Regions from separate parts of the Mus musculus genome. Here region 2 is linked to region 1. Evidence: chromatin loops called from intact Hi-C (ENCODE). Cell type or tissue: heart. All regions are shown on one strand. Links, peaks and the distances in the headings refer to the core of each region. The heading gives the core; the rest is flanking DNA.

What was found. A loop is a pair of places that touch in the nucleus more often than their neighbours do. Peaks named below come from ENCODE experiments on the same cell type or tissue, not always from the same donor. Only the 100,000 strongest peaks of a DNase experiment are listed, where the experiment ranks them.
Region 2: it touches region 1 in a loop (2.3-fold over the local background); 1 of 42 quality-filtered maps calls a loop at or near these places.

What each region holds. Positions count from the first base shown.
Region 1 is chr8:110,918,020-110,922,404 of GRCm38, forward strand. It overlaps St3gal2 (ST3 beta-galactoside alpha-2,3-sialyltransferase 2), which reads left to right and starts at 1,846. Exons shown (of 7, transcript NM_009179.3): 1 at 1,846-2,086. In heart, for the core only: no CTCF peak of the experiment used is centred there; DNase peaks (open chromatin) are centred at 1,732 and 3,562; H3K4me3 peaks cover 3,035 bases; H3K27ac peaks cover 3,003 bases.
Region 2 is chr8:110,995,875-111,000,259 of GRCm38, forward strand. Ddx19a (DEAD box helicase 19a) reads right to left here and starts at 1,949. Exons shown (of 12, transcript NM_007916.2): 1 at 1,793-1,949. The coding sequence starts at 1,849. It overlaps Gm51551 (a long non-coding RNA gene), which reads left to right. Exons shown (of 3, transcript XR_003947457.1): 3 at 69-582. In heart, for the core only: a CTCF peak has its summit at 2,499 (motif pointing left); a DNase peak (open chromatin) is centred at 1,947; H3K4me3 peaks cover 1,839 bases; H3K27ac peaks cover 1,260 bases.

The DNA.
Region 1 (4,385 bases), core at 140-4,139:
GGGCCTGAGTGAGCGGGGCCAACCGGAGCGAGCAGAACCACATGAAGGCTCACAACCATCTGCACAGCTACAGTGTACTCACATACATAAAACAAACAAATAAATCTTTAAAAAAAAAAAGAATCGAGGAAGAGAAGAACCTAGCTTGCATTTGTGCAGCTGTGCTTTAAAAGGAGGGGGAATGCGTAGGTGTCACGCCTGGCTTCTTGGTATGTCAGCTGACAATGAAGTTAGAATTTAGCTTCTCGTAGAGGCTTGGAGATAGAATGCCTAGCCTTCCTGATGACTGCATCGTAAAGAAGTAGGGTTTTGGTCTGTGAGATTCTCCTGAGCTGTAGTGTTGTGCCAGGAAGCATTCGTGAATCCCGAAAAGACTATCAAGGAGCCAAATCAGATGCAATCGCATTAGAGTCTCTTTATTTAAGCTTGAGCTCCCCCCCCCCCCCTGTCTCTTACCAACGCTGACACAGTAGGAAAGTGGAGCCCTGAACCTAGTTTCAGGCAAGCATTTTTAGAGGCAAGAAGTGGGTCTCTAGTCTGGTACACATCTGATTGGGGGGGGCGGGGGAGGGACGACGGGCGGAATGATGGCCTTTAATGCTGGAAGTCAAACCATAAACTTAACTTCTGCTTTCCTCCTGATTGGTGGTTGTTAGAAAGTGAAGTGCCAGGGGGCGGGCTTGTAACCTGGGGGGTGCAGATTTGTTGGGGAGTAACCTGGAAACCGGTGCTAGGTACTGGTCTGTTAGTTTACTCGAGTTCAATCTTAGGTCAGGCTTTCTGTGATGGAGTCTGAACCCAAAAGATTCATTGCAGGGTGTGATGGCTCAGTGTCCATAATAACAACCCTCAGGAGGCTAAGGCAAGAGAATCCATCATGGATTCCAGGCGGGCCTGCCTGGCTTACAAAGGGAATTTACGACTACCTTGGGTTACATAATAAGAGAAAGAACGAACACACTTAAAATTCTAGGGTCCCAGAACTAATGAACCAGAAGTCGTTTGAGTATCATTGGTCAGTCAGAGACATTTGGAGACTGAATGTGTCATCAATTAGGAACTTCCTAATGGTTTTGGAGCTTGGTTTGAAAGTTGAGGAAAGGATTGCCTAACACTGATGTGGATAAATATTTAAAATGTGTGCATGTTACCCTAGAGAATAGGCATCTAAGAGTCAGAAGTCTGAAGTCAAGAGATGCCCTAATGGATAAAGGCTGTAGGGTGCCTACAAGCAAGACAGTTTGCAATGTGAGGTGCCCAGTCACATAGTGGCAAACCCTATTTCCACATCGCTGCTGGTGCCCCTCTTTTCAACAGCCTGGACCTAGTGCCCTCACTGCAGTTGCAGCTTGCTGGGCCAGGGCATGAACCCAGCTGGCTCAGGTCGTGGCTCTTGGCAAGAGCAAGTACAAACAGTTCCCTTGAGCTGGGCTTGGCCGCAGTTGATCACAGTCCTGTGTGAGAGGCATCCTCAGCTTACTCGCATCCTTTGATGAACCAGGTACCAAAGCCCGGCTGGGGTACCGCAGACTGCACCTCCCAGGCTTCAGCAGCCCAGAGTCGCGTGGCTGTGAAACTGAAGAATACGCCCCTTAGTGCTGTGCCTTAACCCTCTAAATCCGGACAGAACTACAAAGACCATGAGCCCAGATATGGGAGTGCATTGCTTTCTGGGAGCAATAGTCCTATATGCAGAGCGATGCTGGCGGGTCCTGCCAGGCTGGACTACATATCCCAGCATGCCTGAGCGAGTGGTGGTGGGGGAACAGGAGGGAGGGGAGAGCCCCGGAGGATGTGAATGGGGAGGGGGCACCCGCCCCCTTCCCCCACCCTTCCCTTTAGCTTGGGTAGGGGTGGGGGGAGGGGCCGGGCTGAGCTGCAGCCGCGGCGCTCCGGGAGGGCAGGGCCAGGCAAGGGCGGGACTGGCCCGAGGCTGGCGGACTGGAGAGCGGTGAAGCTAACGGGTCCAGGCGCGGGAGGCGGCGGCGGCGGCGGCGGCGGCGGCAGCGGCGGCAGCTCTCTGCACGGGCGGAGGCGGCGGCAGGAGCGGCAAGCATGGCCCGCGCGGCGCCCAGCGCAGACTGAGGTGCGCGGGCGGGATGAGAGAGGGCGGGATGCGGGGCTCCCCGGGCCCCGTGCTGCCCCTACCGTCTTCTGTGCGGGCAGCGGGCTTGGCCCAGAGGCCCAGATCCAGCGGGTCCAGCCCAGCAACTTCCCTCGGGTCTGGGCGCCGTGTGGGCGGGGGTCCGATTGCCTTGGCCTCGATCGGGATCCCCGTCTTCTGCTTCTGCATATCTAACCACTCCCAGTCTTTCAGGCACTCCTGTAACACTCCTTGCTGGCAGCCCCCAGCCTCAGCCTTTGGAGTTCTCTGTCCTCGTCCACACTTCCACACCCCAGGTGTTGGTACTTCCAGCCCTAGGGCGCTTGGGAACCTGCTCCATCCGGAATCCCCTGCCCCACTTCTCCTGGTCACAAGCTGTCTGCACCATCTTCACTTCTTTCCTCTACCCTTCGGCCTTTCCCCCACCTGGCACTGACCCCTAGCCACACTCTGTGGCCTAGTTCTCTCTAATAAGACCTGACAGCTTGATCCCCTTCCTACTTTGGAAAAACTGAGGCATGAACCCACCGGAAACTTGGTCATGGTGTGCCCGTCCTCTCTGGACGCTGGCCTGAGCACTGTCCCTTGTCCCTCTTGTTCCTTCCATCCTTTGCCATATAAGACACGTTACTTCCCTCCAGTCATGCCCCTGTGACTGAATCAAACTTCCCAGCCCCATATACAGCTCCAGTGTTCCCTGTTTAGTTCTTCCACTACTTCTGTTGTCCCTGCTTTGCACAGCCCTCCACCTGGAAAGGAGTCTCAGTCCTTTTGCTGCTCGTTCAAGTTAGCCTTTCTGCTTCTCTCTTGCCAACTGCATCCATCTCCTCCCATGTTGCCTCTTGTTTTTCATCTGTGTACTAAGAATAATTCAGGGACCCCTGGGACCCCTGGGAAGTAGTCAGTCATTCCTTGTCAGTAACCCATACTCCTGTCTACAAATGTCTAGAAACTGTTTGGCCATCCCGTCCTCATGCTTGGTGGGCTCAGAAGTGTGGGTTGGAAGGGACCGTTTACCTCTATGAAGATGGTGACATTGAAGGACTCTGGTCATCATTCTAAGCTAATCTGACTCCTGCTGCTAACTTTGGAGGAGGGTTGCCCCTTCTGGGGGATGGTGTGGGGGATGCCTGCCTGAGTGCTTTGTGGAAGAAGGTACGGTGCCTACAGGCGGTGATCTCTTGTTTAGTTGTGGTGATTCTGAGTTGAAGAGGGATGGAGGGTACACAGACTTGACTGCATAATTCAGTTTTTGTTTGTTTGCTTTCTGTTTGTCTTCCTTCAGCCGGATTTTCCTTTGGGTCACACTTTCTTCCCCTGTCTCCCAGTCTCCCAGTGGGGAAGGGAGGGAGGGAAACCCTGTGAGCCATCCAGGAAGGAGGAGATTCTTCAGAAGTTTGTAAGGGTCCTGAGTGAGCAGTCTTGATCTGAACCAGATGGTTGTCTGCTTCCACGAGGTCCCGCCCATGCTCCCTGCCCCCCTTGGCTGTGAGTAGGATGCTTTTAACCTTGTAACTTGAGATTGGAGAAGGGAGGCCAGGAGGCCAACTGCGTGAATGTTTATATCCAAATGTGCAAGCTTGCCAGGGGCCTGTGGGAGTGTCGGTGCCCCCAGAGACCACTGTAGAGTTCTGTGGCCTGCTGATAAGCCCTAGTCACTTTGAGAGCCCAAAAAGATAGAACTAGTTTTGAAGCCTGTAAGAGTCACCCTGAATCAGGCAGGGTGGCCACACCTGTTATGCCAGCAGCATTCAGGATAACTAGAGGATTACCATTTCAAGGGACCCTAGGCTATGTAATAAGATCTTGTCACCAAAAGGGGGGTGTCTTTGAGATGTACTCACCAAACAAGACTGGAGACCTGAGTTCAACCCCTGGGACCCAAATAAATTGGAAGGAGAGACTTGACCCCATAAACGTTGCCCTTTGACCTCAACACACAGGCCACAGCATGCACAGCTCTGTCTTTTGTGCCCTCATATGTATCCCTGTTTGAGCTCTCCCTTTAAGCCTGGCGTCAGCTTACCGTTCTGGTTCAGGGTGTGGGGGAAGCAAGGCAGCTTGGTTCTTTCCTTAGGTTGAGTTCTTTTTCTCAAAGGCTTGTCTCATTTTTCTATGTGTGTGTCTGATCATGCGCGGGTGGGTGCCAGAAGAGGGTGTTCACATGCGTAGGAACGGGAGTTTCCGGTGGTTGTAAGGCACCTGATGTGGGTGCTGGGAACTAAAGTTGGTCCTCTGCAAAAGCAGCAGGCTCTCTTAACCACTGAGTAGTAGTAGTAGT
Region 2 (4,385 bases), core at 79-4,078, 78 kb after region 1:
CCAGTTTTTGATAGTACATTTTTAAAAGCCAAACATGTGAGTATGGTGGTCCTTTCCTGCAATTCCAGGTAAGACAGGAAGATTACTGGATTCCAGGGGTTTGAAGCCAGTCTGGACATCAAAGTGAGATCCTCTTCTCAAAACATGTAATTACACCAGGCATGGTGGCACACACCTGTAGTCCCAGCACTCAGGAGGCAGAGGCAGGTGCGTCTCTGAGTCTACAGAGCAAATTCCAAGATACCCAGGGCTACACACAGAATTAAATTGAAGAAAAAAAATTCAGTCACTATGTCTTAGGAATAATCACTAGATTTGAAACTTCAGATGGGGTTCATAAGATGGCCTGACAAACTGGAGGAAGAGAACCTACCCTCACAAGCTACCTCCTGACCTCCACACATGAATGCGGCACATCCATGTTCAAAATACGAGGATATACACAAAGCAAATCCAAATAACTTTTAAAAACAAAGAATAAGGAGAGCTTCTTAAGAAAATCAACTGCTGGATCACAGGGCTCCCAATGGAGGAGCTAGAGAAAGTACCCAAGGAGCTAAAGGGATCTTCAACCCTATAGGTGGAACAACATTATGAACTAACCAGTACCCCTGAGCTCTTGACTCTAGCTGCATATGTATCAAAAGATGGCCTAGTCGGCCATCACTGGAAAGAGAGGCCCATTGGACACGCAGACTTTGTGTGCCCCGGTACAGGGGAACGCCAGGGCCAAAGGGGGGGAGTGGGTGGGTAGGGGAGTGGGGGTGGGTGGGTAAGGGGGACTTTTGGTATAGCATTGGAAATGTAAATGAGCTAAATACCTAATAAAAAATGGAAAAAAAAAAAAAAAAAAAAAAAAAAAGAAAATCAACTGCTCATTCTTCAGCTGAATTGGTTTAAGAGTTAAGAGAGCTCGCTGCTGTTGCGGAAGGGCCAGGGTTTGGTTCTTAGCGCCACATGGTGGCTCACAACAGTTTGTAAATCCCAGTTCCAAGGGGATCTAAAACCCTCTTCTAACATATGTAGGCTCAAGTGTGGTGCATAGATACGAACAGGCAAAACACCCATACACACACATAGAAAACATAAGATATTAAAAGAAAGTATTTGAGGCGACCCCGAGGTAAATAGTGAAGCCAGTTGGGCTGTGTCAAAAACACAGGCAGCAAAGCTGTAACTCATACACTTAAGAGGAGGCGGAGGGATAGGGATGCAAGAGCTCTCAAGGCCAGTCTCAGCTAATTAGCAAGTCAGAGGCCAACCTGGGCTACACCGTCTCGAACCCACCAACGCACCCCTCCAAAAACACAAAAACAATCTAACAAAAACTATACGACACTTAAAATAGCAACTAGACAGTTTGCATTTGTTGCTAAGTGAAGCATTAACACAAACAAAACCCGTTATTCTGGCGAGCTACAAACTGCCGCTTGGCGGTTAAGCATGAATGTGGGGCTGTTAGGGGAAAGGCAGCATAAACTCACTCAAAAACTACCCCTCAACAACGAAAAAAAGAGAGAATTTTATGTTGCCATTTCTTGTAAGAGGTCAAGAGAAGGGCCAGTTTGGGGCCTCACACACTTAATAAAGACAATGTCACCATGGGAGCAACTTTTCAGTCCAAACTCGGATAAGAAGCTCGCTGCGGGTTTTCTTCGCTGTCGGAGCAAATCCGCCGCGCTAAGTGATCGCCCACAGCAAACTCCAGCGAGCGCGGGCTGGCCCGGCTCTGAGGTCCCCGTGCTGGAAACCATGTCCGCCTCAGTCCCCTAATCCCCACCAGGCCACTGACCGACTTGACAGCGGCTTCCTGCTCGTCCACCGCCAGCGCCCATGAGTCGGTGGCCATGGTCCCGACGCGAGCCGACCTGCAGAGATGCTCCGCGCCCCGCCAACACCAGCGCCGAACGCAAGCCCGCGCCAAGTGCCACTCACACGGAGCGGAAAAAGACCCGCGCGGAGTTGACGTCAGTTCCTGCCCCGCGCGTCCGTCTTCCACCCACGCTCCGCCCCCAGGAAGATAAGCATGCGGAGCTTAGCACTTTAAGGTCCTGAGTCGCTTATTTCTTAATTTGAGGCCAGCCTGATCTACTGAGAGAGTTCCAGGACGGCCAGGGCCACACAGAGAAACCCTGTCTCGAAATGCTAAAAAGAGGAGGAAAAAAAAAAAAAATTCCATCTCGCTAGGTGCGATCTAATTGAGTTAACGTCCTAGAGCTCTGCAGAGTTACTTAGTACTCGCCCAATCGCTTCATTTCATAACCAAAATACTTACCCATTTTTTGGTTTTGAAACTAGGTATCTTGTTTTAAAACAAGGCTACCTTGAACTCGGTTTCCTCCTTAATAATCTCCAACACCTAGATTACAAGGGATCGAACGCTCTCTCTCGAGATGGCTCAGCGGTTAAGAGCACTGACTGTTCTTCCGAAGGTCCTGAGTTCAAATCCCAGCAACCACAAGGTGGCTTACAACCAACCGTAATGACATCTGACACCCTCTACTGGTGTGTCTGAAGACAGCTACAGTGTAGTTACATATAAATAATAAATATTTTTTAAAAAAATAGAACGCTCTCTAGTGGCCTTTGCAGTCGCAGACACACATGCATATACATACAACTAAGAATGAAATGATCTGAGCATAGGTGGCACAGGCCTTTAATCTCAGAATTTGGGAGGCAGAGGCCACTAGAGCAAATTCCAGAACAACTAGGGCTACACAGAGGAAACCCTGTCTCAAAAAACAATTAAAAACAAACAAAACAGAGTTACATCCTATGTGTGTGGATATGTATTTAGTTTTGTTTTTTTTTTTTTGTTTTTTTTTTTGAGTCAAGAATTTCATGTATCCCGTGGCTTTTTTTTTTTTTTTTCTGCCTCCCAAATACTGGGATAAGAGAAGTACTTTCCCTCTGTTGGGATACATTTTAAGTCATGATAGTTGTGTAAAGCTGTTTGAATGACTTAGGCACTTCACAAAAAGGATGCTCTTAAAATAGTGCAAAATTTTAATGGAATGGTAGTGAACACTTTTAACTCCAGTACTTGGGAGGTGTAGGAGGAAGATTGAGAGTGCAAGGCCAGTCTCTGCTACAGGAGACCTAGTCTCAAAATGCATATATTTTGAGTCTAACTGCCCATTGTCCTCTTGAAATTGCACTACCAAGCATACCTATTCTAGTACCAAGAACATGGCTATTTCTTCATGTATCTGCTGGGACATACTTCTTAGAGAAGACATAGTGTCTGACAACAATTAAGAAGTTCAAGTTTTGACTTGTCTTAGGTTTGCAAGATATTTAGGTTTGGTTTGGTTTGGTTTGGTTTGGTTTGTGAAGACAGGGTTTCTCTGTGTAGCTCTCGATTGTTCTTGAACTCATTCTGTAGACCAGGCTGGCCTTGAACTCAGAGATCTGCCTACCTCTGCCTCCCGAGTGCTGGGATTAAAGTTAGGCACCATCACCACTCTAAGGGTCCATAATTTGCTGAAGAATGACACACACACACACACCAACTCAAATAGATTGTAAATGCAAAGTGTTCTTTATTCTGTACAAGTTCAGCATGCTTGGGTCTCCCCATGACCGAGAGAGAGAGAGAGAGAGAGAGAGAGAGAGAGAGAGAGAGAGAGAGAGAGAGAGAGAGAAAAGAGACCCAAGTGAGCTTGCAGGCCTGATTTAAAGCATATTAGGGAATCCTGGGTTAAGGTGACCTCTATGTTAATCTGTTGGGTTCATCTCTATTCTATTACCAGGGTGTGGGGGGCTGAGGAAGTCTGGAAACTGCTGCTGACCCATTGTCCTTGCCTCAGGCCAGGTGGCAGGGCAGCTTGTGAGGCCTGGACTTGCCTGGAATTGCCCAGTTCTTGGAGACAGAGATTTAGACCTCGTCTCCTTAACTGCCAATCTGAAGCTTGTCATGGAATCAGCCGAGCCTTCTCACACCCATCTGGCTTGCTTCCTTTCCTAACCTTTTCTTCCTTCCTCCTTCCTTCCTTCTGGCCTGGAACTCTCAATGTAGAACAGGATAGTTTTGAACTTTCAGAAATTCTGCTACTTCTGCCTCCCGAGTGCTGGGATTACAGGCATGTACCACGACTCCTGCATTTAATGAATTAAAAAAATTCTTTCATACCACCTGCATCCACTATGAGGTTGATTTCTGGCGGTGTTGGCTGAAAGCCCAAATGAAACAATGAATCTACTCAGCTATTGTTGGAAACAACTCTGGGTTATACCTTACCTTCTGCCAGAACATTCATTTCCAGCTCACAGCTAGCCTGCACACCTCAAAGGGAGTACACCCACAATGACTCCTTTTTCCACACCAGAGGCCAAAGAGAAGGCACTTTCTGATAGTTCCCACCAAAGAGCCTGCACTTAGA